Linked DNA regions of Homo sapiens: region 2 is linked to region 1. A link is a loop called in an ENCODE intact Hi-C map of the cell type or tissue named here. Cell type or tissue: PC-3. All regions are shown on one strand. Region 1 overlaps HDGFL3 (HDGF like 3). Region 2 overlaps BTBD1 (BTB domain containing 1).

Region 1 (2,500 bases):
TTCATATGGTAATTCAGAAATACAATGGAAAGAACTCTGAGATTGTGAAAATTATTCACCTTTTAGAAACTGAAAGCAAGATAAATGGATCCTTGAAGACCAAAGATTGGTACAGGTTTCACTATAATTGGTCTGTCACATGATTGAATACCTGGATAAATTACTTCTATTTAAATTCTGGTGTTTAGTGACTGAATACACTTAGGAAACTCTAAAAACAAGTACCTAGAGTTTATTAGATTATCAGCATTTATTTTGGCAGTATATAAAATCTTACCCAACTGGCATACAGGCAGAATTGTGTGAATGCAGCATTGTTTCCTGTGTACCTAATGAAAAACATGTGATTGCCTTGGATGGGGATAAAGTTTGCAAATGACGACAAAGTAATTAGAATTTTTCTTGTCAGACTTTATCTTCCATTGTAATTACTTTTTTAAGCTGAATTTCTTTTAGCATTTTGGACTTCATTTAAACACCTACTTGAATTGATTTTACTTAATTTGTGATTGCCTGCTGAGCTTCCACCTAATGTGTTGTGCAACCCTAAATTATCTAAGCTACCTAATGTTGCCTAGGCATTTAATAGTGTGGATATGTGGCTTTTAAATGCCATTATTTTATTGCTTGTTACAAAGACCAAAAGTAATGGGGCTCCACCTGGGTGGACTTAAAATTTAAAGCAGAGAAAGGGTAAAGACACACTTAGCTTACTAATGTTTATCTATTTTAAATTAAGGGATCATTTCCTTTGCTTTCCTTGAAGATTACAACTTCATGATCATTTAATAGCCTTTTGGCTGGTCACAATGGCTCATACCTATAATCCCAACACTTTGAGTGGCTGAGACAAGTGGATCTCTTGAGCCCAGGAGTTTGAGACCAGCCTGGGCAACATAGTGAGACCTCATCTCCACAAATAATAAAATTAGCCAGGAGTGATTGCTCACACCTGTAGTCCAGCTACTTGGGAGGCTGAGGTGGAAGGATTGCATGAGCCCAGGAGTCCAGGCGAGTACTGAGCCATGATCATGCCACGGCCCTCCAGCCTGGGAAACAGAGTGAGACCCTGTCTCAAAAGGGGGGAAAAAAAAGAATAGCTTTTTATTTTTAATATCAATGAAATAACCTAGCATAATGGTTCTCAAACTGTTACATGTTTTAGAATTACATGGAAGACTTATAAAGACAAGCTTACATTGTTTGACAAGCTTGCCACATTGAATAGTTATACTGTATTTACTAGGAGAACAAAAAGTTTTTCACTTTTACTATCATTCTTGATCTTAACTGGAAACACTCCACATTTGTATCATTAAATCCCTGTTTTCCCTTCTTGTAAAAAGTAAAAATCACCACATTATAACATGACATTTTAGGTTTGGTTGGTAGTTTCAGTTAAGTAAAATAGAAACATTGTTGAACCCCATCCCCAGAATTTCTATTTCAGAAGGTCTAGGGTGGGGTCTAGGAATCAAATTTCCAGGTGAGGCTTATCCTGCTGATCTGGGAACCACATTTAGAGAACCGCTTGCCTAGCATAACTTCATTGTTCTCTTTTGCTTCCCAAATGCTTTTTAAAAAACAAATATGGTGATTTTTCCTTTTTTTTTTTTTTCTTTGTCTTGAGACAGGGTCTTGCTCTGTCACCCAGGCTGGTGTGCAGTGGTGCAATCTCAGCTCACTGCAACCTCTGCCCCCTGGGCTCAAGCTGCCCTCCCACCTCAGCCTCCCCAGTAGCTGGGACCACGGGCGTACATCACCACACGCTGCTTTTTTGCTTTTTTATTTTTGCTTTTTTTTTTTTTCCAGTAGAGACCGGATTTTATCATGTTGCCCAGGCTGGTCTCAAACTCCTGAGCTCAAACAGTCTGCCCGCCTCAACCTCCCAGAGTGCTGGGATTACAGGTGTGAGCCACTGTGCCCGGCCTGTTTTTATGTCTATTTCTTAAGAGTTGAATGGTCTTCCTTTGCATGGAAAATTAGTGGCTCACAAACTTTTTTTTACTACATTCCAGTTGGGTAGAGGAAAAGGCCCCACACCTGTCTCCTCTACCTCACCTAATTTCAGTTTTCTAAGGAAAACGCTCAGTAATCACAATGAAAAGTCATGCTATAGTAGATTTGAGGGAGATTATATGTCTTCTCTCTTTAGCAGTAAGGCTATGGATTATTCATATTTGAGTCATAGCAGATACTGGAAAATCATAGGTCAAAAATATTTTGCATACAAATTATTTACTATTTACAATAGGACTAATGAGAGCCTCACAACAAACTAAACTGATGTTGATAAACCACCAGTAATTTTAGTTTAAAAAAACAAAGATAGCAAAAATCAAACACATAACCAATTTAGGACCACACTGATAAAACTGAGTCCTTCTCCAAAATTACAGGAGTTTCAGTAATCTGAAAAGCTTTTCAAGATTACCAAATAGAGCTTGGCAACCAGATTTCTTCATAGAATACCAAATGTTGTGACTCATTAATAAAACAC
Region 2 (2,500 bases), 100 kb after region 1:
ATTTGTAGTTACAGAAGAAAGAACATTCTGATGTCACCTCTTCTTGGACATAATTACAGAACTCCACGTATGCCAGACCCCAAGCTATCCCCTTTACATATATTATGGCACTTACTCCTCACTATGATGCTGTGATGTAGTTTAATATTATTGTCCCTTTTTTTCTTTTTTCTCTTTTTTTTGAGGCAGATTCTAACTCTGTTGCCCAGCCTGGAGTGCAGTGGTGCAGTTCGGCTCACTGCAACCTCCACCTCTTGGGTTCAAGTGATTCTCCTGCCTCAGCCACCCGAGTAGCTGGGATTACCAGTGCGTACCACCACGCCTGGCTAATTTTTTTATTTTGGTAGGAACGGGGTTTCCCCATGTTGGCCAAGCTGGTCTCAAACTCCTGACCTCAAGTGATCCACCTGCCTTGGCCTCCCAAAGTGGTGGGATTATAGGCGTGAGCCACCGTGCCTCGCCTATTATCTCCTTATTCTCTTTTTAAAGATGAAAAATGGAAGCTTACAGAAGTTAACGTCTTATTACACTAGACAGCAGTGGGTAAAACTAAGGTCTCACCTAAAATCGATAGTTGTGAAGGTTTAGTGATACTGATAATAGCAGAATGTACTGGGAGCTGATTGTATGCCAGGCACCTTTCTCAGCACTTTGTGTACATTAATTCATTTAATCCTCACAATAACTTTATGAGGTGTAGGTTTTCAAAGTAAAGGTTTTCTTATTATCACCATTTTTAAGTAAGGAAATTGAGGCACAGAGAGGTGAAGTAACTTGACCAAAGTCATATAACTAATAAGTGATATCTCCGTATTTTTTCCTCTTTTGAATTTGTCATTAAAATCTAATAAATAAGTTGATATTCATAAGATTCTTTATTGTCCAAGGAGTTTTAATGCATGTAGAGACGATCACTTAACTACTTTTATTTTAAAGGTGAGATATAAATTCAGAAACCAATAAACTAAACTTTGGCAATTAAAATGCAGATACTGGTTCAGTAGGACCAGAATAGGGCCTCAGAGTACATTTCTAACAGGCATTCAGATGACACCAGTGTTTCTGGAGTACATGTTGGGTAGCAAGGATTAACAGGTGTCACTATGAGAAAAAAAAAACTTTTCAGTATCTTATTGGTCTGAGATTCCAGTATTACATTTTTCACTGGTGGGGTCATGTGAATTAGCCCATAAATTGTCATGTGAAACTTCTTGTTCCTGCTAAGTGAGTCATTTGAACTGAGCATGTTCATTTACTTAAGAGGGCCTTTGCCAGCTTCTCTCTAAAGCAAAGTGCCAGTATACTGTACCAGCATGATTTATAGAGGGAAAAACACTTTTTATGAAGTGTTATCAAAGAGAATGCCAAAGTCAAAGTCCGTTTTGAGAAAATTTATTTTACCCTAAATAGCAGCAGTAGATTCCATAGGAAATTTGATATTGCCTGTGTAAGGAGTGACAGACATTTGCTACCCTGAATAAGATAATTTTTATAGAAAATTGTTTTTCCTAGAGTGAAAGATCAATTTTTATATGAACACCAACTAAAAATATAGTTGAGTTGGCCAATTAAAATGTCTTTTGAGGCTGGGAGTGGTGGCTCACACCTCCCAGCACTTTGGAAGGCGAAGGTGGGCAGATCACGGGGTCAGGAGATCGAGACCATCCTGGCTAACACAGTGAAACCCCGTCTCTACTAAAAAAAAAAAAAAAAAAAAAAAATTAGCCGGGCGAGGTGGTGGGCGCCTGTAGTCCCAGCTACTCGGGAGGCTGAGGCAGTAGAATGGTGTGAACCCGGGAGGCAGAGCTTGCAATGAGCCGAGATCACGCCACTGCACTCCAGCCTGGGCGACAGAGCGAGACTCCATCTCAAAAAAAAAAAAAAAAATCTGTTGATATTAGAATTTCACTTTATAAAAATGTACTACTTCATAACTTGAAAATGTATAACTGTGATCCTAGACTAGATGCCGTAGTAGAAGGAAAAATGTTATTAAAAAACGTTGGGGCAAGTGACAAAACTGAAATACAGCCAGTGGATTAGGTAAAGATATTGTATTGATGTTAAATTTATCAAAATTAATTACTATGATTATGTAAGAGAATATCCTTAATCTTAGGAAATTTAAGAGTAAAAGCCCTTCAAACCTGATGGCTCACACCAAAAATCCCAGCACTTTGGGAGGCCGAGGTGGGTGGATTGCTTGAGCCCAGAAGTTGGAGACCAGCCTGCACAACATGGTGAAACCTTGTCTCTATTAAAAAATACAAAAACCAAGCACGGTGGCCCATGCTTGTAATCCCAACACTTTGGGCAGGTGGATCGCTTGAGGTCAGGAGTTGGAGACCAGCCTGGCCAACATGGCGAAACCCTGTCTCTATTAAAAATTCAAAGATTAGGTGGGTGTGGTGGCAGGCGCCTGTGGTCCCAGCTACTCAGGAGGCTGAGGCAGGTGAATCCCTTGAACCTGGGAGGTAGAGGTTGCAGTAAGCCGAGATTG

What was found. A loop is a pair of places that touch in the nucleus more often than their neighbours do. Peaks named below come from ENCODE experiments on the same cell type or tissue, not always from the same donor. Only the 100,000 strongest peaks of a DNase experiment are listed, where the experiment ranks them.
Region 2: a loop joins it to region 1, with 2.3 times the contacts of the local background. A loop is called at or near these places in 4 of 110 quality-filtered maps.

Annotation. Positions count from the first base shown.
Region 1 is chr15:83,153,463-83,155,962 of GRCh38, reverse strand. The region is part of intron 4 of HDGFL3 (HDGF like 3); the gene reads left to right. Among named protein-coding and RNA genes, the nearest start is that of TM6SF1, 47 kb to the right of the region's middle. In PC-3, no CTCF peak of the experiment used is centred here; no DNase peak of the experiment used is centred here.
Region 2 is chr15:83,052,019-83,054,518 of GRCh38, reverse strand. All of the region lies in intron 2 of BTBD1 (BTB domain containing 1), which reads left to right. All of the region lies in intron 1 of LOC124903542 (a long non-coding RNA gene), which reads right to left. Among named protein-coding and RNA genes, the nearest start is that of BTBD1, 14 kb to the left of the region's middle. In PC-3, no CTCF peak of the experiment used is centred here; a DNase peak (open chromatin) is centred at 1,198; H3K27ac peaks cover 548 bases.